Regions from separate parts of the Mus musculus genome. Here all the other regions are linked to region 6. The links are chromatin loops, found by intact Hi-C in ENCODE. Cell type or tissue: left cerebral cortex. All regions are shown on one strand.

Evidence for each region. Hi-C counts contacts between places; a loop is a spot of excess contacts. Peaks named below come from ENCODE experiments on the same cell type or tissue, not always from the same donor. Only the 100,000 strongest peaks of a DNase experiment are listed, where the experiment ranks them.
Region 1: it touches region 6 in a loop (6-fold over the local background); 3 of 42 quality-filtered maps call a loop at or near these places.
Region 2: it touches region 6 in a loop (6-fold over the local background); 2 of 42 quality-filtered maps call a loop at or near these places.
Region 3: it touches region 6 in a loop (2.4-fold over the local background); 2 of 42 quality-filtered maps call a loop at or near these places.
Region 4: a loop joins it to region 6, with 2.6 times the contacts of the local background. A loop is called at or near these places in 2 of 42 quality-filtered maps.
Region 5: a loop joins it to region 6, with 2.7 times the contacts of the local background. A loop is called at or near these places in 2 of 42 quality-filtered maps.

Annotation. Positions count from the first base shown.
Region 1 is chr13:97,490,009-97,494,008 of GRCm38, reverse strand. All of the region lies in intron 1 of Lncenc1 (long non-coding RNA, embryonic stem cells expressed 1), which reads right to left. Among named protein-coding and RNA genes, the nearest start is that of Gm41030, 35 kb to the left of the region's middle. In left cerebral cortex, no CTCF peak of the experiment used is centred here; DNase peaks (open chromatin) are centred at 180, 464, 1,311 and 1,883; H3K27ac peaks cover 2,744 bases.
Region 2 is chr13:97,703,643-97,707,642 of GRCm38, reverse strand. No RefSeq gene overlaps it. Among named protein-coding and RNA genes, the nearest start is that of 5330416C01Rik, 42 kb to the left of the region's middle. In left cerebral cortex, no CTCF peak of the experiment used is centred here; a DNase peak (open chromatin) is centred at 1,546; H3K27ac peaks cover 678 bases.
Region 3 is chr13:97,915,666-97,919,665 of GRCm38, reverse strand. All of the region lies in intron 35 of Arhgef28 (Rho guanine nucleotide exchange factor (GEF) 28), which reads left to right. Among named protein-coding and RNA genes, the nearest start is that of Gm34388, 24 kb to the right of the region's middle. In left cerebral cortex, no CTCF peak of the experiment used is centred here; DNase peaks (open chromatin) are centred at 1,332 and 1,838; H3K27ac peaks cover 1,542 bases.
Region 4 is chr13:97,440,020-97,444,019 of GRCm38, reverse strand. The region is part of intron 1 of Lncenc1 (long non-coding RNA, embryonic stem cells expressed 1); the gene reads right to left. Among named protein-coding and RNA genes, the nearest start is that of Lncenc1, 7.0 kb to the right of the region's middle. In left cerebral cortex, a CTCF peak has its summit at 1,512; DNase peaks (open chromatin) are centred at 1,449, 2,032, 2,679 and 2,895; H3K27ac peaks cover 2,225 bases.
Region 5 is chr13:97,449,341-97,453,340 of GRCm38, reverse strand. All of the region lies in intron 1 of Lncenc1 (long non-coding RNA, embryonic stem cells expressed 1), which reads right to left. Among named protein-coding and RNA genes, the nearest start is that of Lncenc1, 16 kb to the right of the region's middle. In left cerebral cortex, no CTCF peak of the experiment used is centred here; a DNase peak (open chromatin) is centred at 1,875; H3K27ac peaks cover 1,679 bases.
Region 6 is chr13:97,630,423-97,634,422 of GRCm38, reverse strand. No RefSeq gene overlaps it. Among named protein-coding and RNA genes, the nearest start is that of Gm34087, 9.7 kb to the right of the region's middle. In left cerebral cortex, no CTCF peak of the experiment used is centred here; DNase peaks (open chromatin) are centred at 703, 1,375, 2,154 and 2,391; H3K27ac peaks cover 3,710 bases.

The DNA.
Region 1 (4,000 bases), 140 kb after region 6:
TTCCTTGAAAAGTCATGAGCTGGTGATATTAAACGGTAAACAGATGGCCACTCGTCCAGAAGGAGACAAAACCAGAAAGCTATTTTTGTTCTTTAAGCCTGAACTAAAGTGAAAGACCAACTGGATAGCCTTTAAGGCAAAGCGCTTATGTAACTTTTGGTCCACACTGAGCACTTTTAAGAGAAAGCCTCCCGATTTAACTATGAGGACGTGTTCACCCCACACTAGGGACCCTTCTAACACTTAGGCAACTAATGTAAAAGGTACTATCCACAAACCTTTAAGTATTAAATCACGGCTCAAAGGCTGACCTCTTCCAACACCTGTGCTTAGATGGCTTCATGACTGACTGAAATAGTCGGGCTTCCTGGCACATGGCAACCTTTCCATGAATGGTTGGGGAGCGAGAGGAGGAAAGGCTGAATTTCCCAATAATCGGTCCTTGGAAAAAATGCTCGCTGGCAGCCTTCGCGGCACGTGGCACTGGCACCACAGCACCACTTTAGCTGTAGTGAGCATACCTAGATGATTGCAGCTTGCATATTTCCGTGCTACCCAAGCAGAGCTGGAATGTGTGGCTCCGATTCATCTTCCAGCTGGAAGTGTCACAGAAGCGCGGCGGGGGGGGGGGGGGGGAAGGGGGGCTTCCAGCTTTTATGTATTGCATACTGCCTCTGCTTGGCCGAAGCTCCAGCCTCACGGTTTTATACATCACTTCGATTGTGTTGGGAGCTCATTGTAAGTAAGTCAGAGGGAGCCGAATCAATACCCACAGAATATCTCCGGCAACAGAAAGGCTGCTCTTGCTGCCCTGTGTGGCTTTACTGTCCCAGGAGGATCACAGGACCAGCAACTGGTAAAAGATGAGGAGAGGTTAAGAGGTAAGGTTTTAGAGACACTGGCATGATGACGCACAATGACATTAAGGGCCCTTGCCTGTTCCAGATAATCCCTCACCTATCTACTGAAAGGACCCTGGATGAAGAACTTATGAACCTGAAACTTTCCCCAAAGCAATGTGCATTTTATTCCGGAAGGCAGGAATCTGTCAGTTATCCAAATAGACATTAATTCCATTCATGAGGGTTGAGTCCTCCAGACCTGACACTCATACCAGGTAGTTCCCCTTCTCGTCTGAGCTCTCCATTCTGACAGGCCGCCTCACCTGGGACTAACTACCCTCTCAGATGTTTAAACGAAAGGTTCTATAAATAAGTAGTTCTCAAGTTTTAAGATATGTATCATTTTGAGTAGCATCACAGAATGTCACACCATCCTACTCCGCCCCGTCGGCCGCATGAGTCACATCTCATCCGAAGTCGAGAAACAGAGAGGTGAGTGCTCGTGTTCCGCTTCCCCGTGGATGGCGCTGCCCACATTGGAAGTGGGTGTTTCCACCTCCATTAATGCAGACTAGAAAAATGCCTCACAGATATGCCAAAGGTTTGTCTCCTAAGCGATCCGAGAGCTTGGAAAGTAGGAAATCAGTATTACCCATTACAATTGAAGAAGGAGTGTCAGTTCTAGGGCATTCTATTAAACTCTGGCAATTGACCAGGAAGGCACAACAAAATCATGAATATGTCAAGCTCAAGTAAGGATAGCGTTGACCCTACACATTCAAGGAGTGTCACCTTTCCTAAGAGGCTGGAGAAGCAGCAACCCCACATTGAGCTCCACACTGTAGTCAAACACAGGGAAAGTGACATCCCTACACAGACACCAAACCTGAGGTTCTTTATGTTTTCCATGGCTCATCAAACCTGTCTGTCTCTGACTCTTTCAGAATGTCAGCCGGTAATATAGAAATACTGAAAGTCCCCAAAATAGAGCCAAGCTGCTATTTGGAAGTAATATCTATCTTTGAGCCCTTCCCTAGGCTAAGCTGGCAAAGAGACGATAGTAATGACTGGATGGTCTTTCCGTAGAGCCCAGCCAGGGCGTGTGCATGGCACTTTGCCGACACCTTAGGCATGGCTTCAAGCAGCTTTGAAGCAGTAGAGCATTTCTGGGACAAGTGCTGCTTCTAGAAGATGAGACTTCTCCAACAAAACACATGCAGGCTCCTTTCTAGGAGGTTTGTCCAGAAAATCTCCTAGGCAAGTCAGGAGTATCTTAAACTGACAGGTGCTATTTATAGCCACAAGCCTTTTACCTGGCCCTAGGTCCTCCATCTTGACGTGTTTCCCATATAAATTGCTTTTCTCTTCATTCCTACACCTGCACCAATAACATAAAGATGCTCTTCAACAGAGAAATAACGCCCATGAAATTCAGCTAGAAAGTAGCATGCAAATGTAAGACATCATCGTGTTCATAGAAGACAGTTTTGCAGGGTAAAGTGTAAACTAAATAAATAGTGCTGTGTTCCAAGAGGCAAGACAGGAATTCTTTCTCATGTCTTAAGACGAAGAACTTTCAGTTGTCTTCTAAACAATGTTTATTACCATAAAAAGGGCCTGTAAATTAGCCTTCCAAACAGTCCTATTTATCCCGTGAAAATCCAGGCAGTGAAGCTGGAATCGATGAGCCCCCTTCCTGCCTCTGTGGCATTCTTCCCTTCTTTTCCCAATACTGTCAACAAAAGCGAACTGTCCAGCTGCTGGCAAGAAAACAAGCAGACTGAGAGAGCCAAGTCCTCTGAGAGAGCCTCCACTTTCTCACCTCCACCACCCCCAGTCCCACCTCCACAACCACCCCCTGAAGTGCCATGTCCTCAGACAGAACCCCCACCTTCACCCCTACATCCACTCTCTACATCCATTCCCCTCGCCTCCGGGAATCCCAGAGACTTCCGTTGCTTGCATGACATTTTCCTGTAATCATCAATTTTCATCCATTCCTACGCCATCCTTTTGTAACCCAAGTAAGGAAGAAAAAAAAGTTTATAAACATCCATGCTTCTATGGCTCCAAAGCAATTAGCAGTTCCATGAAGGCATGTAGGCAGCTTGCATTAAAGCATAACCAGGGGTCGGTGGTAGAAAGACAGAGGCGCAGGAGGAATTTTCTGGATAATAACGTGAGCGCTGCTGCAAAGCTCAGCGGCTCTAAGCTCCTGGCTTTTGGGGTAGAATTTGCACTGAGTCCACAACACAGACATCTCAGTCCTCAAAGTCCCCCTCGATGATCTTGTTAGGCTCTACCTATAAGATCAAGAACCAAATCACAGACTAGCCAGTATCAGTTTTCAAAAGCTCTCTTTAAAAAGAAAGAAAGAAAGAAAGAAAGAAAGAAAGAAAGAAAGAAAGAAAGAAAGAAAGAAAGAAAGAAAGAAAGAGCGGGGGGGGGGCGCTGATGGGTGATGCAGGACATTTTTGTAAATGGAAAATATTACATATACAGAGTCTGAGGCAATCCAAGACGTTTTAAACCAGAAAGCAGATGGAATACAAGCAATATAAATTAGTGTAACTGTATTTTGCTAACTGCACAGAGATTCTCACTCCAAACCAAACTTCTTCTCTCCAGCCTGTTGATTGCGTTATCTAATTGTTTTCCATTGACACTGCGTAGAATTTGGAGAAATGTTTGGAGTTAAAAATCAGAATCGAAAGGTCTAGGGAACACCAAACCCGGGGCCAAACCACCCACAGAGTACGGAACTAGGGAAAGAAGCACAGGAAATGCACAGAGTTGCTTCCATTGAAAAGCAATAATCATGCATGTGTTACATAAGCCAATTAGCAGAAATTACGTGTGTGGCGATGCCTAAGGAATGTCCTGCAATTAGGAGGCATATTAAGTACCAGATAGAAAGGTAAAATACTTTACCCTCAGTCCTTCCTGTCTTTGACCCAAACATGACCTCAGGCCTGTTCCTCAGCTTTTTAAAGCTTCCCATGCTGTAAGAGGCTGGCAGGTTCTTGGCCTTCAGTTGTCAAAAGTCAGAACCATTTTTAATCTTAACCCTGTCTACCCTCGGCTTCGGGAAAATTTGTCTAAATTAGCCTGATCGAGAAAATCAACTCAGCCACATGAGAAACTAAGCAGCCAGCTTA
Region 2 (4,000 bases), 73 kb before region 6:
TTATTAGGTTCATGTCTCCCAGTGCCACTCAGGGATCAGAATCTCTGTGAGTTAAAATAACAACTAGGAAACTCTTTGTCTATACAACCCATTTCTTCTAGGCCATGATTTCAGAGGAGATGACATGGCAGCTTCTTGACATTTGAATTGGTCCTTGGGACCATGTCGAATGGCTCTCTCAAGGAAACTGCCTACTGTCTCTGTGGATAAGAAGGTCAGACAGGTCATTGAGATGCCATGCCATTAGGCCAACAACTGAGAATGCCACCTTTGAATGCATCAGAGGTAAACCATCTGATTGTCACAGTCTATGGATAATGCAGACTTTCGACGATTTAACATTACTCCAGATTTGCGGCAAAGTTTATGTTTCAATAGCCTTGAACTGGGGAACAGGAATCTACCTCCTACATGAAAAAAATGGCTCTCTTATTATTTACCTCATACGTGTGCTATGGCAGAATGCCACAGGTGTGGTAATGAGCACAATCATGTGGAAGCCAGAGGGAGCTGTCAGGAATCATGGCCAATCGCTCTTTCACTAAAGCAGGGCCTCTTTAACCCAGAGCTCATCAACATGGCTACTCTGCCTAGCCAGCTTGCTCTGAACATCCTACAGACAGGACACCATGCCCAATTGGCATTTGTGGGGGTTCTGGGAATCCAAACTCCAGTCCTCACCCTGACTTGGCAAGCACTGCCCAGTGTGGATCCTAATCCCATTTATGAGGGAGGAACCTTCATGACATAACCACCTTTTAATGTTATCACATTCCCATATCACACGTAACTCATAGACAATCCATTCAAACCGTAGCATCTCATGCTATGATTACAGGATTGCTGCCTGAAATCACAGCCCATAGCTCACACTGCTTTCAAACACTTGGACCAGTCCGTGGCCCCTGTCTTAGTGTCAACCAAAACAATGGATTCCTGAGAATGGGGGTCTCCGAGTCAGGCTGACTATCCATCCTTCCAGGTCCTCTCTGCTCTCTGTATGTCAAGATAAATCAGCAGAAAGATTTGGGGCCTGGACCACGTTAGCTAAATTCCCCGAAGAAATATCTTTCCTGAGTTATGATTTAATAAACAGCTTGCTCTCACGTTTACCGCAGGTCAGTATAAGAACATGGCTGTAAGAAAATCATTTCTACCTTAGTGTAAGTCACTTTTCCATTTGTATTGTCATTTTTATAAAAATCGGTTCAACAGCAATCTTCATTAATTGATTGCAGGAGAAACCATTTCCCTGTTAAGGAATTGTGGGCTTGGAACTGTGAAGCTCAACGCACCTCCCCATTTCCTAGGGTGACTAATGAGGCTTATGGTCCTATTTAGTGTTGCTGATACAACTCTTCCAGCTAGATCGCAGAGGTGTTCATCCCCTCTCTGTTCTAACTTCCAATCACTGCCCTACTTGGAGGCTTACCCTTGTGGTCCCATGTCTCCTTTCATACAGTGTTCATTTTGGAAGTGTGCCGAGGCAGGCAAGCACCTTCACTTCATGTTCCTACGCCCCGGCTCACATATTTCTCATTTCCTCAAAGGCAGGTCTGGAAGGAACCAGACATAGACTGTGCATATTTTGTGAGGGTGTAGAGCCTCCCACAGCAGTCGAAGCCCAAGAAGCAGGCTAGAGTGGGAAGTGCTAAGCATCTTGGGAAAATCACTATGTGCCTGGAGAAGCCCAGAGACTGAATTTTACTAATGTGGTATAAAGTATGAGAAAGTTAGATAAATTTATAGCCAATATCCACTAAATTACAAGCCACAACTTAAAATAAACAGATCACATATATTTCTATCTTATAAAAGTGACACTTGCCAAAATACTTGCATATTTCAAAGTCATCGTGTTCTTATTAGTGGTGCATTGATTTTTCTGATCATTATCAAGTCGAAAGGAACCAGGAACAGTTCTACTAAAGTGTTCTGCCGAGTCCATTGGCTTTCAGTAGTTCTAAAAGAACTTCTGACTTGGTGCCCAGTGGGTAGGTGTCCAAACTGTTCTCTGATTCTGGCTCTTTCCACAGGGATGGTTGATTGCTACAGGTGTGTGACTTACCCATCAGAAAGACACAGCCCTTATAGATTTTCCCATACCTCAACTCCCCATGGATAGAAAATACTTAGGAAATAATTTTAAACACACATTGAGAAAAAAAAAAAAAAGCAAGCCTTTACCTTGGATTAGAGGTAGAAGCTTCCAATGGGAGTTCATGTGGAAAGAAATGCTCTCTGATGAGAGATGGTTAAGACAGAGGGATGGTGAATGTTGAGTCGTGAAAACAAAAAGCTTAGCGTCAGGACATGGGGGGCTTATGAACAAAAGGAAATGGGAGAGAAAATTAATTGCCAAGGGAATAAAGGTGCTGAATGTATATTAATTTTTTATGTCATCAAAAATTAATACAAGGAGTGGAGTCATAACTCAGTGAATGAAGAGCTTGCCTTTCAAGCGTGAGGACCTGAGTTCACTCTACCAGAATTCACATAAGAAAGGCCAGGTGTGGTGGTACAAATTTATAATTTCTGCTCTGGGGAGGTGAAGACAAAGGAGCTCCCTGGGGCTTTCTGGTCTACCAGCTGTCTTACTCTGTGTTCTATTGCTGTGAAGAGACACCACAATGAAGGCAACTCTTATAAATGAAAGCATTTAATTGGGGCTGGCTTACACTTTCAGAGGTTTAATCTATTATCCTCACAGCAAGGAGCATGGTGGCATGCAGGCAGACATGGTGGCTTGGAGTTCTACATCTGGATCTGAAGGCAGCAGGATGAGAGAAAGAGCTACTGGACTTGGCTTGAGCTTCTGAAACCTCAAAGTTCACTCCCCAGTGATGTACTTCCTCCGACAAGGCCACACCTTTCACTCCTTTCAAATAATGCCACTCCCTCATGACCGGGCATTCAAATCTACAAACCTGTGGACGCCATTCTTATTCAAACCACCACACCAGGTTATCCTACTTAGCAAGCTCCAGGCAATGAAAGACGCCATCTTAAAAAGTGCATGGGTAGTACCTGTGGTACCTGAGATTGTCCTCTGGTTTTCACACACACACACACACCCACACACACACACACACACACATATGTATGCTTGCACCTCCATACACACATACACTGATTCAAATTATCCAAGTAGCTAAGATCAAGACAAGAATCTCTCAAAAGAATAAGCAGTTACACGTAGACTCTGGGACAGCACTTGAAACTGAATTGGTCAGGTTCATCTTACCAAGTTGTAAAACAGCTTGAATTATTTGTTTCAAACTTGACCCACATGTAGATTTCTGTATAGAAAGATCTTTAAGTTGAAGGTGCACAAGGTCATAAATGGAGATTGAAACTGTTTTATGTACAAAAAATTTTCTTATGAAATAGCCTTTTAGTTAGGTAAGTATAAGTGAATTAGAAATACATGCATAAAATTTTGCTTGAAGCACAAAGACATGTTTAAGATACTGAAATACATCTATACACAGCAGGAAATCAACAAAATGAAGGAACATAGAACATACTTGTGGACTACTTATCTTATCAGAGGTTAATATATTCACAATATGTAAGGGATTTATACAAATCAATAGCAAAGAACTTGTTGGAACATTCCTTTAATTCTAGTACTCAGGGAGCTAAAACAGAAGGATTGCAACTTTAGTATCAGCCTGTGGTGCATACTGAGACTCCTCACAGAAATTTTAAACAGTTTATTATTATTATTATTATCATTGTTGTTGTTGTTTTATTGAATGTGTGTGCACAGGTGTGCATGCACACATGTACTGTACACGTGAAGGTCAGAGGATAACATGCCAGAGTTACTTTTCTCCTTGCACTATGCTAGTCCCACGAATCAAACTCAGCTCACCAGGTTTGGGTACAAGTTCTTTTATTCACAGTGCTGTCTTGTTGACCTTCAAAATTATTTTAATTCAACAAAAATACTTTCATAAAGAACAAAGAAGTGAATAACTAAAACATTAGGCAAAGG
Region 3 (4,000 bases), 290 kb before region 6:
TGAGCGTGCTGTCATCTGTAGAAGTATACCCCCTGTTTTGCCAGACTGAAACACATTTCACATTCTGGCTAAGGAGGGGAAATGACTGTGATCAGACCTTGGACAAGATGATAAATAAGTCTGTGCAGATGTTAATTTGTCATAATAAATCACCCTCCTTGGATAATGGGTCAAATATCATATATATATAGTTAGTATTAATTCAATTTAATTTGATATGTTAATGTTTGGTTGGAAGATTTTACCTAGAAAAAACTGTAGGTGCCCAAAAGTTTCACAATATGTAAGATAGAACACTGAGTCTTTCTTTGTACAATTACACAGTAAAGCTTTTCAAAGTCTAAAACAACATTTTTTCTTTTTTTCTTTTTGTATGTGTGCATGTGTGTTCATGTGGCCTACATGCCTGTATATATACAATGCACACACATGTATGCACAAATACAGAGGCCAGAGGTTGAAGTCTGTTGTCTTCCTCTCTCACTCCCCATCATATTTGTAAAGTATCTCATTATTTCAGCTAGGCTAGCTTACCAGCAAGCTCTGGGCATCCTCCTATTGCCCACTAAGAAGCACAACACTGAGATACCACTATGCCTGGCTTTTATATGGGTCTTGGGGACCTGAATTTTGTTCTCATGCTTGAGCAACAAGCACTTTATCCACTGATCCATTTCTTTAACCCCCAAATATAAATACCCCCTTTTCCCCATCACTCTCTGCCCAGATTTCCTTTCTAAAACATAGCGTGCTAGATGCTTGGTTTGATTACAGACCCCAGGGATCATGCAGAAGAAACATAGGAGGCTCCGCTTTCTTGGAGGTGTGGCTGCATTTGCTTTCCCTAACCTGGTGCTCTAAGGCTTTGGAGGAAACATTTACAAGCAAAGCACTGGCAGAGATTTAATTTTCTTTAATGACTTCTTCCTACCAGTGATCTTGGCACCCTGTGCAGCGATTTGCCATCAATTAATCATGCAAGAATGGTGTGTTGCTGCATCGAGGGCATTGCCCTCCGTGAGTCTCATAAATCTACCAGAAACAAACAACAGGAATTGCGTGCTTAAGACTCTTCATGCAAAACACCAAACGAGGAGGTGGTTTTATAAAATAGGAAGCCTGAGTACTTTCTTGTGGATTCTGAGTTTTGCCGTTCCAGTGACTCTGGAATGATTTGTCCTTAGTTCTTGTTATGAGAATCCATAGCAGGAAAATGGCTTTGTGCTTTTTCCCTGGATTCAGGGCAATCATGCCCAATTGCGAGCAACCACGTTTTAGGGATGTCTTAGAAAGTATGCATGTTGCTACCCTGGCAATCCATGACATTTGCAGATGGCAGGATGTGGGGTAGCGTGAGATGAGAAGTCAAGCAGCTTTCACGGCAGATAGCTTTGCCAGAAGCTTTTGGGTCCTGTGTTCGGCATCTTCAGCCTGTCTTCTTGTCAGTTCAGATGGATGCTTATAGTTAACTGCTTAGCTGGGATGGGTCTCTCCTCCTAATTTTAGCATGGTAAATATGCATCTATTTAATATTAAAATCCTATGAGCCTAAACCCTGAGGCATACATACAGTGGGTCTTTATAGATGTTCTTATGTTTCTGTCTTTAGAATATTCTTGCAGCAAGAATATGCAAGCCTGGCACCTATTCCATCTGATTCAAAACCAGCCCCCCCCAGCCCCCCTTTATAGAAGCTAAAGGTTTTCAAAGCTGGTTTACTTCCAACGAGTGGATTGAATGTCTGACTTGGAATGGATTTATGCCTACCGAAAAGTCATATATGTTTGTCCAGATTGGCAGGATCATTACAAATGGAGCCTGTCCTCTATTTTTAGTTTCTTCATGCTCCTGTTCAGCGGGAATCCTAAAATAATGCAGTTTTTGTTTTACATATGCAAACTACTTGCCATCAACTTGAAGACTGGCGGGGAAGGAAGACAGTGTGGTAATCATTTTATCCAATGATGGTCCGTTAGCAAGCATGTAGTAATGGGGGGTCACAGTATAAGGAATTGAACTTGCCTATTGATGTCTCCTGAGGTCTGTGACCTGAAACCACAGCCATCATGAGAGTTTGGTCATCCTCCAAAGAGTATTTAGCCTTTTTGTAGAGTGCTCCACTCAGCTAATGTCTTAGTTAGCTGTTTTTCTGCTGTGAACAGACACCATGACCAAGGCAACCCTTATAAGGACAACATTTACTTGGGGCTGGCTTACAGGTTCAGAGGTTCAGTCCATTATCATCAAGGTGGTAACATGGCAGCATCCAGGCAGGCACAGTGCAGGAGGAGCTGAGAGTTCTACATCTTCATCTGAAGGCTGCTAGCAGAATACTGCCTTCCAGGCAGCTAGAATGAGAGTCTTATAACCCATACCCACAGCGACAAACCTACTCCACACCTTCTAATCCTGCCACTCCCTGGGCTGAACATACACAAACCATTACAGCTACCTACAGAGTTATGTTTGTGTATTTGGGTTTTTGCTTTTTTAAAGATTTATCATTTACTTATGTGTAGGGATATCTGTGGGGGTTAGTTTTACATCAGCTTGGCACATGTTAGAGTCATTGGGAAGAGGGACTCATATGTGAGAAAACACCTCCATAAGATTGGACTGTGAACAAGCCTGTAGTGTACTTTCTTGGTTGGTGACTGAAGTAGGAGGGCCCAGTCTAATATGGGCGGGACCATCCCTGGGCTGGTGGTCCTGTGTGCTATGAAAAAGCATGCTAAGCAAGCCAGGAGGAGTAAGCCAATAAGCAGCAGCTCTCCATGGTTTCTGTGCCAGTACTTGCTTGTGGCTCTTAACATGTCCGAGTTTCCGTCCTGATTTCCTTTGATGATGGACTATGGTATTCAAGTGTAAGCAAGATAAACACTCTCCTCCCCTGCTTGCTTATGTTCATGGTGTTTCATCCAAACATTAAAACCCTTAACTAAGACTCGTGTGTGTGTGTGTGTGTGTGTGTGTGTGTGTGTGTGTGTGTGTGTGGCCCATGGAGTCACCTAGTGTAGATCCTAGGTACTAAACTTCAGAGCTCTGACAGAGCACCAGATACTGTTAATTACTGAGCCATTTCCACAGCCTGCTTTTGTTTTTTAAACTTAGATGATGCTCAGCCTGAGGTAAAGCGCTGTGAAAACGCAGACTGACTTTTGTGAGTTGCTCTGTTCTGTGCTGGCTTTGAGTCGGTTACTTTCATGAACAGGAAGGAAATACCTGAAATCTCCATTGTCTGAGCTGGGAGCAAACACTACTGGGAAAATTCACATTAAAAGTAGGCAATTGGGGTGGACAAGATGACTCAGTGAGTAAAAGTATTTGTTTTGTTCAACCCAAGGAACACACAGAAAGGTGGGAGGAAAGAAAAAAACTCTACAAAATGTCTTCTGACCTCCACACGTGCATGCTGCAGCATGCGTCTCCCCTCCTGACGTCAGGTGTACACACACACACTATAATAATAACAATCAAACACATAACAAATTTCTAAGTAGTTTACAGAAGTTACTGCATTGTGGTAGTTTCTACGATTCTTGGTAAAATATAGAAGGATTATCTTTTACAAATGTTCCTGCCAGAAAATTAAAATATTTCCGCTTTATATGTGTCAGATGACAGATGTAGACATTTGGATAAGGAGATAGGATGGATAGATAGATAGATATGCCAGATTCAATCTCTTCCCATAACTTAAAGGACCCAGTAGCTATCTCATTATCCTACTGACAGGATGGGGCCAGGATTAAATTCAATTTCTTTTTTAAATTATAGATCAAAGTGTGCTCACCATAAAGCATCGATTTCATCAGACAGACAGACAGACAGACAGACTCCTTCTGGGATAGTTATTTTCAAGATTGTTAGTGAGATCATTGTTTAACTTGGTGACATGGTTCAGACACATTCCAGAAGTGTTTTGCAGAGGGTTTGGCTAAATGACTGCATCAGCACTAACCCAGAACCAAACCAAACCAAACCAACCTGGCCAGGATGA
Region 4 (4,000 bases), 190 kb after region 6:
AGAGAGCCTGAGGACCCGGAGGTCACATATTTCCTGTATGAAGTCAGGGAACCCAGGACAAGTAGTATCATTCAGTGTGTGCGCAAGCATTGCAAAATGCAGGTTCCTCTGCCCAGTTCCAAGGGTTGCCACAGTCACCAAGTTTATTTTGGTGACCTTTGAAAGCATGTATTTGTCTCAATAGATATGTTTTCTTTCCTAGATTGGTGTACAAAAGTCACAGGGAAAAAAATTACTTAGGAGGAAAATGTATTCTCATTGGTGTTTGAATAAGTGTTATTCACATCACAGCATAGATGATACACAAACAGCAGCGATGTTGGTTGGTAAATCTCCAACTATTTGTACATCGTTTGAACCTTCTACTTGCAGCCTTGGCCAAAAAAGAAAAATAAATAATGAAGAAACAGCAAAATTATAATGCCCATATTCCTCGTTGTTCCCATTTTCTATTGTGGTAAAAGGACGGCCAAGGTAAGCTCTACCAGTGTCACCACACCAAGTGTCACCACACCAAGTGTCACCACACCAAGTGTCACCACACCAAGTGCACTGGTCAGTTTCATTGAGACTGGATGACGCCGGGTAGTGGTGGTGCACGCCTTGAATTCCAGCACTTGGGAGGCAGAGGCAGGTAGATTTCTGAGTTCGAGGTCAGCCTGGTCTACAGAGTGTGTGAGTTCCAGGACAGCCAGGGCTATACAGAGAAACCCTGTCTCGAAAAAACAAAACAAAAACAAAACAAAACAAAACAAAACAAAACAAAACAAAAACAAAAAGACTTGATGATGAGTACCTAGTGATTAAACCGATGCATGTTAGTGTGCATCCACCTCCTTGAACAGCTGACCCCTTAGACTGTAACTCCATGGCCCCTCTCCCCAGGCCTCTGGTGACCACAGTTCTGTGAGTTTTCAGTTCTCCCACAGAGGCGGAACAGCACAGTACTTATCTTTCTGTATCTGGCTTACTTCACTCTGCAAAATGTATTCAAGGGTGACTCATGTTGTAGCCTGCATCAGATATCAGAATATCACCCTTTTCTAAGGTTAATGTCCCATTGTATGCAAATGCCACATTTGTTTATGCATTCAAACATTATCTACTCTGCTGGTGGACACTTGGGTTGTTCTTACCTTAGTCACTAATGCCCCTGTGTATGTGGTGTAGGAAAATCTGCCAAGTCCCTGGTTTCAGGTGTGTGGGCCATATATGCCTTTCACATTATTTTAATTATCTTTATGGAAATTCCTTCATCTGTCAGGGAAAACCAGTCTTTCAGCCCAACATGTGTTTTAGAGAGAGCTGTCGCTAACCTGGTAGAGGAGGTGAGCATCTCACACAGGAAGCTAGCACAATGCGGGGATCTGTGCAGCGACAAAGGCAGAGCCGGCGCACATCCTCCTCCTCTTCCTAGCTTCCTGTGCTAGATGCCCACTTCCTCCTCTATTCGGTTAACGACAATGTGGGGGATCTGTGCAGTGACAGAGGCAGAGCCGGCGGGCGGCACAGCCTCCTCCTCTTCCTCTAGGGCTTCATTTTAGAAATGCCCAGGGACCTCTTTGAAAAGGAAGTTGTCTTCACCATGAGAATGTGTGCTGTGAACTCCTGAACTGCTTGTCACCAGCAGCAGACAAAGACCCGGCAAGCTGGGTTAGAGGGAAACAGAAGCAGGGGGTGGAAGCTGGGTGGGGGAGGGGCATGTTATGCCCCAATGCTGGGGAAAGGAAAGTTCCATATATAGAGAAGGGGGGAGAAGAGAAACAAAGAAATCAGTTCTCAGGTAGAGGGAGGTAGTATTGTGACAGGTGACAAAGAGACTTTCTTCAGCACCCTGAGGCAGAGGACCCCCCACCCCAAGAACTGCTGACATAGAAAAGCCGTAATTCTAAGTTCACACTACACTCTCTAGATTCCACAGGAACTCTAGCAAGAACGAAAAAAGAAAAAAAAAAGAAGCAGTTCTCTCAAGAACCCAGCTTCTGTTGGTATGGAATCCAGCAGAGACAACAAATCTCACAGGAACTCAGCCCACAGCTCCCAGGGCAGACTGCATCCAAAAAGAAGAGTCATTCCAGAGGCACACACAGTGTGAAGGCTGGGGCAAGGCTGGGCCTTTCTTCTAAGGTTGTTATCTTCAAATTGAAGAGTGACACCCCCCCCCCCATCTAACCAAACCAGAGAGGACAGTCACAATGAATCCACTTGAAACCTGTCTCCCAGGCACTTTTCTTGAGTCGCTTACTCAGCAAATGTGCAAGGCCCCCACACGGAGCACGGCGCCCACGCAGAGACACGGAGCTAGAATAAGGCTGTTCTTCCCCTGGGGGCTCTCCGCTAATAGAGATGGGCGTGTAAAAGCAAGAGTGGGACAGGGTGGAGCTTTCAAGACCCTGGGTTCCATCTTCAGGACCTCCTAGCACTACCACACAGACAGACAGACACACACACACATAGAGCACACATAGAGAGGTACGGCTTACAAAAGAAGAACATGTGAAGTGAATTATCACATAGGACACTTAAGAGCAGGTCTAGAATGCAGAAACAATATAAACTCCAAGCGATCCAACCACTCACTAGGTTTATTATTAGTTTCCTCTTGCTGATGTAACAAGGAACTCAGACCGTAATAGCTTGAAACAATGTAACTTTAACAAAGTGGAAGTCAGATGGCCAGAGTGGGTACTAAGGGCTAAAGTTGGGTGTCAGTACAGCACTGCATTTCTTCTAGAGGCTTCTGCAGAGACTCTCCAGTTCCTGCCCTCTCCGGTTGCTGGATGCCTGGCTCCTTTGGTTTCTTTTGCTCCCAGCTTGCTTCCAGGATTGGCATCACGCTGATTTCTGCTTCTGTATGCACATGCCCTGACCCAGCTTTCTGCCTCCCTCCTGACCTAACACTCCTACCTTCCTCTTCTGAGAGTGCATTGGCCCATCCAGAAAACAAACTCTGTCTTCAAGATTCTTGTACTAGTCACAGCTATGCAGTCTCTGTGCGCTGTAACGTGACAGGGCCTGGAGATCTTTGGGGTGGTAGTGAGAGACAGAGGTGTCAGGGACAGTACTCTATCGTGTCAACTCCTTGCAAGACTAAACATTCTCTAAGTGAATAACTCATGCTGTTCTTCTGAAAACACTGTTGCTTTTTCCTTCAGTGTGTGTGTGTGTGTGTGTGTGTGTGTGTGTGTGTGTGTAAAGAAAAAAAATGGAATAAATTGCACTCCATTCAAACCCTTGCCAAAAATCATCTAGTTTACATGGTAAAACTATCATGAATAAAGTCAAATGTGTCAGCCATCTTCTGCAAAACCTATTCTCTTTGCAATGTCTGCATCCTCCCCCCCCCCTCGGACTTCCTGTGTATAGATTTTTCTCATATTCTGGCCCCTCTTGCCTCTCAGTAGATACTAGTGGGTCCCTTGGCTGACACAGATTTTCACGAACTTATGAAATTCACATTAGCCAACTTCACTATGCAAGCTACATACAGGAAAGAACTGAGAATTACTGTTGGAAAGTGCTTATTTGGATCTAAAAGGAGATGTGATGAGGGAGATAGCTCAGTGGGTAGGAGTGGCAGCGTCACAAGTGTGAGGGACCTGGGTAGGATGCCCGCACCCTAACAAAAAGCTGAGCTTGACCCCACACCACGGTAACCTCAGTGCTGAGGGGTGTGGAGACAGAGGGATGAAAGAGACTTGCAGGATGCAAGTCTGTCTCAAGGTTCCATGAGAGACCTCAAGGGAGATCAACAGGACTGAGCATCCATCCAACATCTTCCTCAGGCCTCTGCGCGTACACACATAAGCACACTCAGAAGTCAATATCTAACACATATATACCACACTCACATGCATATCTACACAAAATTTAAACCTAAAACATTCATATGTCAAAAGTCTAGGTTCTTCTCTGGGGTTCACCACCCTAGTTGGAACCTAGAAGGTCCTTTACCCCAAGGTACAGTGGCCTCCGGAGTTCAGATCAGAGTTCTTTGTGT
Region 5 (4,000 bases), 180 kb after region 6:
CTGCAGGGAGGAGGTGGAAGAGAATACAAAGAGCAGCTCTGGGGTCAAAGCATCAGACAGAGCAGGAGGGCAGAAATAAACAGAGGTTGACCGGCCTCTCACCTTTCATCCCTGGCTCTGTGAGATAAGGCCTAACAGCAAGGCCATCTGGGTGCAGTTTCAGACTTTCCCAGCCTCTGCTTCACAGGGCTTCTTTCCCTTTGAAAATCCTGTCCCCTGCACTTTGTTAAGAGGTTAACTCGGGGAGGCTCTCAGTGGGCAGCACTCACTCCAAACGCTGCAGTTGTTATCACCCGAGGGATGTATAGCATGTGGTCCTTGGAAAGGGTCTTTCATACAAATGCTACACGTAGATTTATATACACAGGAACGTAGTTGGATGCTATCTATGCTGAGTCAAAGCATCAGGCCCAGGAAGGACTTAAGCCATTAGAAACTACACCTTTACCCCCTCTCCTTTCCTTTACGATTCTCCACTGTTCTCCTGTCTTCCCTTTCCTGTTATCAAAGTCAGTGGAAGGAAAGCTCCTATACTCTATCATGTATACCTTTAGTAAACCCAGAGTCAATGCACTGTCTCTAAGTGTAAGTCACTAGTCACGTTGGAAACATTTTATGACTAAAGCCAACTCTGCTGGTTTTTCTCACTGAGAAGAGCTTCCTAAAAACAGCCTATTCTCCTGTGACAAGTCTTCAACATTCCCACCCCACCCCACCCCAGGATCAAAAGGGTTGTTTGGCGATTGCTATAAACATCGGTTAACAGCCTGCAGCTGGATTGCCCTGGTTTAGACCCTGACTTCCTCACAGATTAGTGTATGACCTTCTTATTGTATTACCCGACTGACTTTCACCCTCTACAAAATGAAGACAGCCCTCATTCACAGGTATCTAGCAACGCAAAGCTGTTGAAAGCACAACTGACACACGGGACTTGGTTAGGCCATTACCAACTGAGCATATTGTCTTTGATGTAAAAAATGAAAGTTTGGGGAGGGGGAGGAAATGGCTCCTCCAGAAGAAACAGTTAAAGGAAACATTTACTTGTCAAGGTTAACGTCTTTTAATAAAATTCTGTCTCCGAGGTTGTTTTGTGTCACGTTTTAGCTGCACTGAGAGAAAAACAATAAAGTAGAGCCAGGTATGGTGGTCCTGGTCCTATAGTCCCAGCACTTGGTGGGCTGAGGCAGGAAGGCTGACAGTTGGAAGCCAGTCTAAATGACACAGTGAGACCCATTCTTGAAAGTGGAGCTGGGGATGTGGCTCAGGGGTAAGCACTTGCTTGGCATGCCTAAGACTCTGCGTTCCATCCATAGCAGCTGCACACGCACATAGGTGAGTGCGTGTGCGTGTGCACGCGTGTGTGTGTGTGTGTGTGTGTGTGTGTGTGTGTGTGTGTGCGCGCGCGTATGTGTGTGTTAGTACTGTGAGAAATCTTCAAGTAAAACTAGAAACAAGAAAAAGTCTGTTTTTACCTTTTCTCCAAAGTTGAAATTTTTTCACTTGTTACTAATCTAAAGCCCTCTTCATATACTTACCACGTATTATCTCGATATAGACCCCCAACATAATCTCTTGGCTCGCCCTACATTATCAATATAAAGTACTACTAGATAAGATTTGAGAGGGAGCTCAAAGAAGGGCTTTAAGTGAGTTTACAAAAGGAAGAAGTCGTTCATTGCACCTTAAAGAATGTCTCATGATAATGTTTGTAATACTTCCTCTCTGTACCACGGTACAGCACAGCGTTTCCAAAATGGCACTGTTGCTGTAGGCGCTGGAACAAGGAGTCCTTCTCTAGCACTGTCAGATCCCCAGCAAATACACTCAGCTGTCCTAAGAATCCTCAGAACGCACAAGCTGAGGGGGCCGAAGTTCCTGTACCTCGGAGCTCACCAGTGAGTGGGTAGCATCCTACTTACCCTCTACAAATAAGCCTGGCAGCAGCCATGGAATCATTTTTATGGAAATTCACTGCATTTCTATTGAACCAAATATGAGTTTGCTAAAGGAAAAGTAAGTTTTCTCCTTGACTGGGTTTTCGTCGTGACTCTGAAAGGTCACGCTGAAGAACAGCGTGGACAGCCATGTCTCTGAGGAGCTGAGGAACGTGCAGTTATTGATTGCCTACTCCAACAGCGGCTTCCTGTCTTATCCTTCCGGTCAAGTCTCACGGATGCTTGGTGTGTCTGCTCCTGCAAGTTCAGATCAGAATATTTAATTATCTGCCAAGGATGTTCTATGGATTACCTGTCAAGTGTTTTGAGACCATTAACTACTTGATAAATGCTAATGAGATTTTTCAAGGAGGCAGATATTATTGGTTATCTAACATGGATTCTTTCATGTGCCTGTACAACCCCCTTAGGTTTTATTATTATTTATACAGACCTGTTTCTAATCTGCATGATAATCCTCCACTGTCCTGCAAATAACCATCATGCCTTAATTATAAAGTCTCGAATCTGAAAGTGCTGTTGTTGTGTTAGGATCTGAGAGGAGGTAATCTCTGGAAAGCCTCGGTGCGGTGCGGCTGGCAATCATCAGGGCAAAACAAGCCTGTGAGTTCTAGTACAGGCAGTTGTTACCTTAAGGAAGTAAGACCAGCCAGGCGGAGAGGGAAAAGCAGAGATCGTGAATATATTCTAAGCTTCAAGTTAAGCCCAGCTCTTAGACCAAAGGCTTTAGAAGTACTTTGAAAAGACTTTAGAAAAGTTAGACTTTGTAATTTGATTTCCACTTCTGACTTTTAATATACTTGGAATGAGCTAGAATCCTTGCACATATTTCTTTCCTACAGGGAGTTGGGGGTGGGGGTGAGGGTGACACACTGCCTTTGAATTGAAAAAAAGAGAGAGAGAATAAAGAAATTTTCTACATAGGGCTACAAAATATCCATCTCTGTTCCTACCTCAGCCTTGACTCCTGCAGGGACCCCAAACAGACCCTTGAACCTGGATGTCTGCCACAAGTCCACACCTCTACCTCAAATCAAAACAATCCCCCAGTTGCTACCTCACCAAGAAGTCATAAAGATTACAGTTAGAACATTGAACTTCAAAGATGAAAGGCCCAATATACATTCCAAGCATTATTGTCCAGTCACAGTGTAAACTTGCAGAGGTCTGCAGCTTCAGCATGATTGCTACTGTCAGCAGATCCAAACTAGGGTGACCTTGCTGGAACCGTCGGAAGGACAGGAGAGCCTACAACCAAGACCTGGAAGCAACTGTCTCCCAGCCAGCATAACTGTGTTCTCACAGTGGTTCGTTGTTCTCTGAATATAGGCGTTAATGCAAGCCTGACACAACAGCTTAGCTCCCATCCCACTAAACAACGTGCATGCTCTTGCTCTTCCTGTATCTACAACAGGGCAAGGCTATGCTAAGCACTAGTGAAATTGATACACTGATACAGTTCAGAGCTCACAGTTAAAATTCAGTGCATTTTCTATTTGATCTGCGGACAGGTGTTCAGGATGCTTTAGTCTGCAGACAACTTGCAAAGATGCTTGTAACATCTGAGAGTGTTATGATCTTGAACGTCTCAAGGCTTCAGAAGGACCTCACCAGGACAAACAGTTCCACATGAGGTTTATTGGGAGAGAGAGGTTTATTGGGAGAGAGAGGGGCAAGGTGGAAGCAGAAAGAGAAAGGGGGGGAAGAGGCGGGGGGGGGGGGACGACTTTCTTTATATATGGCTGATGACGTAATCCAGGTAAAGGTGCGAGGTGAGCCAAGTTGATTCAGGGAATGTGGTGGCAGTTGCCTTGGCAATTGGTCTACGTGTCCCGCCTATGTGATGTAACGGGTTTCGGAGGTCCTGATACCAACAGTAAGAAAAAAAACCTTCCACCAAGAAACGTCCAACAATTTTGAAGCTGACTTCCATTAGGAGTGACTGAGTGACAATGACATGCAACTGTGACAAATCGATATTTTGCACATTTTTCCCTTGAATCCACAAGTGCTAGAAATTATTGCTGAAGATGTTCCTTAAA
Region 6 (4,000 bases):
GCAGAGAGTCTCTTGACTTCTAATCAATGGTTCCTTTATCTTAAATATGGGGAGAAATAGTCTGTGCTACCCTGGAGTTTTGAGCCTTCACCAACTCTGCCTCAGCTCCATCCTCAGATGCAGACCAAGACCCAGGCCCAGACCTAGCCCCGCCCCAGATCCAGACCCAGACCCAGCCCCTTGCCCCAGACCAGACCCAGACTCAGCCAGAATTCACACATGCCTAAGTCAGGCAAAAGGGAAGCCGAAGAAGGAGATGTGATCCCCTGCTCTAAGGAGCAGTCATCTCTCTAGGCTACCCCACCATGAGTTCACAGGGCAGAGACGGTGGGTGAGGATATGAGAGATGGGGGAGACAAGAGTGTCTTTCTCAGTGGGAGATGGACAGAAAGGAAGAAATCTGCCTCTCCCTCACTCTCGCCATCCTCAATTGATCCTGCAGCCCAGAACAGCTTCCAGCCTTGGGAATACACTAAGCAGATGTTTTAATGGAACCTCACATTGGACACCACACTAATGATCATTAAAGACTAATTAATTCTGGTGGTAATGACTCCACTATCATTTTTATTAAGGTGCAAGGGCAATCTGTAAAAAGAAAATCATCTTCCCAGCTAAGCAGACTTTCTTTAACTCGTCAACACACTGCCAAAGAAAAGGGAACATTCTGCCAGCACTCAAACTGGGGGAAAAAAGTCCTCAGGCAAGTTTATATAAAACCCCAGAAAAGTGATACATAATAAATTAAATATCCCGAAATAAGCAAAGCATGAATATTTAAGCACTGGGCTAGTTTAATTCGGAGCAAGCAATGAGACCCATGCTCTTTACACAGGATGGAAAGTTTAAGCCGGGAGCTGCCCTGGGTCCCTTTTTATTCAAGACACTGGCAAACATCTTGTGTCACTAACTCATTGTCGAGCTGTAGACCAAGGTCAATATTTCCAGGGACTGGCATGGACTCCTGTAGTCTACTAAGATGAGGAACTGGAGCACAGAGCATACATACAGCGTGTGTCATATGTAAATAGCTTATGGGTGCTAAATGATAAGCCAGCAGTATCTTGTTGGGGTCCAGAACACAACCGAGAACAATCACAATAGGCAGAAGTGAGGACAAAGAGAAGTGAGCTCAAAGAGGGCAGCAAAGGAGAAACAGGATCATACCGCCTCTTCCAAACACAGTAAGAGGAAGCGCTGCATACTTAAGGAACTTCTCCCTTCGTGAACTTCAGGTTTGATCCCCATCAAAATTTCTGCTCTCTGATGCTTAAATAAAGTTTATTCTACCTTATGTCATGTTCTACGCGGAGTCTGGTGTGCACAATATTTTTGTGCACAAAAATAACACACACGGGATTGGGAAATGGCTCGGTTACTAAAGGGATTGCCATACAAGCATGAGGATCTAATTTGATCCCCAGCACCCATACAAAAGCTAACTATGATGGTTTGGGCTTGGGATTCTGGTGCTGGGGAAAGCTCACTGGCTAGCCAGACTCAGCAAACCTCAAGTCTTTGTGAGAGATCCTGTTTCAAAAATCAAGACAGCCAATGTCCTGGTGAACAACATCTAAGGTTGACCTCTGGTTTCCAGATTCACAGGCATACATACCTGCACGCGCGCGCGCGCACACACACACACACACACACACACACACACTTCACCTTTAGCTTTTTCCTATTGTTTTGTCATGTGCAGTCTGTGTGTGTGTGTGTATGTATGTGCATGTGGTATGTGTGTGTGTGTGTGTGTGTGTGTGTGTGTGTGTGTGTGTGTGCATGCATGTGTGTGTGTGTGTGTGTGTGCATGCATGTGTGTGTGCATGTGGGGTGTGTGTGTACATGTGGGGGGGTGTGCATGTGGGGTATTTGTGTGTGTATGTGTGTGTTTGTGTGTGTGCGGGGGGGTACTGATGAGCCTCACCCAAGGGAATAACGCACAGAGAGACAGAAAGATGTCAAGAAAGCAAAGATGAATAGCCTCAGCATTGCAAGCCACAGAGGAATGGATGCCCGGAGTCTTCTGGTATGGGAAACAGATTCCACAACTCGACACTTAAAAACCATTTCCTTGCTGCCTGGCAAAGTAGGAGAACATCATATGTGTGATTTCATTCGTCCTCCCACGGTTCTGAGATAGGTGTTAAAACCTCATCCCTTACTGTAGATAGAAAAAAAAATAGACATCGAAGGCAGAGGACTTGCAGAGGCTTCTTCCTCCAAGTTCATGGTCCTCATCACACACCAGATTAGTGGGTGATGGTCGAGTCGGGAAGAGAAGCAGCAGGAGTTAAGCATATGTCAGATCTATGCAGACACAGAGCCGGGGACAGGTCTGGGAGACTCCCTGTCCTCACATGGTCATATTATAGTTTACATGCATCTACCTTAAAACGCGGCTAGCTGATTCCTGAAAATAACTTGACAGCTCAGCTAAAGCAGGAACTGCAGGTTCTCGATGCTATGAGTGAAAACCGCCCGTCCTCTCGCTCCAGCAGAACACAATGAAATGATCTGTGGTTTTGGGTTGGGTTTTTTTTTTCCCCAGACATGGAGTGTTTTCAAAACTCTTGCAAACTCCTCTATGTTCTTGTTCTTTGAAATCTGGCAATGAATAATGAACTAGAAACATCTGGGATGATTCCCCCCCCCCCCCGCCCCAATACTACACAAGAATGGACTTCTATTCTTGTTTCCTATTCAAGGAGACTAGAGCCTAGAGAAACTGACTGTGTCCTGGGCATGCACTCAGGGACCAGGGGACAGCAACAGGGGCAGGATGCTCATGTCTCTTCCATGAGACACAAGTTCCCCTCTTTGGTATCGGCAGATTTCCACACGAGGTATGACCTGTGTGGATAGCCATTTCTCAGCCAGCTTCAAATGCTTTGCACAGAGGATGGTGATACGTAGGGGAAAGTCACCTGGCAGGCTCTGATCCTCCTGGATTCTAAACATGCAAAGGCAGGGGGATGGACGAGAAAGAAGAGAAGCTTGCTCCCATTACTTGCTGATAGAGAAAGCACTGGTTCCGTTAGGGCTTTGAAAAAAAAAAATCCACTCTCAGGTGGAATCTAAGTGCCATTTGATTGAGTCTTAGTGCCATCGCCCTAGACGAATAGATTTTTCCCTCCTAGTGTCCACTTTATCAGCACCCCTTGGTCTGACCTTCAATACTTCACCAAGCTACCCTGCTCTCCAGCATCCCAATCATTACATCATCATCCTTCCACTCAGGGAAGGGCTGTACTGGAGTTGGGAAGAATTGTTTGCTTCTGAGTCTGACCAGCTGGGCTTCTCCGTGCTTCTGTGCTGGGATAGCTCACAGCAGCACACTGTCTCTTCTATGACTGTGTGGTTTTCTGATTAGTACTTATTCATAAATGAAGACCATAGACCAACCTGTAGGTCTCAACCCGACAGGGGTCACACATCAGATACTCTGCACGACAGATACTTGTGTTACAATTCATAGCAGTAGCAAAATTGTGGTTATGAAGTAGCAATGAAAATGATTTTATGGTTGGGGGTCAACCACAACCTGAGGAACTGTATTAAAGGGTCGCAGCACTAGGAAGGCTGAGAACCACTTCTGTAGACTGTTCTTCGATGGTTCAGATGGTAAGTGCATTCATGTGAATTCAGCCACACTGGGTTGTGTTCACGGAAGGTAAAAGGTGGCTAGATTTCCTTGCCCTTCAGAAAGTCATTTATTGAAGAGGGATTTTGCTTTTTATTTTATATTTATATTGTGCATAAATATAATGCCATAGATTGTAACCTAACAATCTACATTATATATTAGTATCTATGATTTATTTTTACGGTATTGGTTAAATTTGTACAAGTAAGAAATATGCTAAATATTTTTCAATGGGAGGTACAGGTAGGCTGACCTAGAAATCAAGCTCCTCCTAATCAACTCTTCCAAATGCTGGGATCCCACGTTTATTCCGTGAGTGGCTCACACTCACACTATTACACAATTTGACCTGCA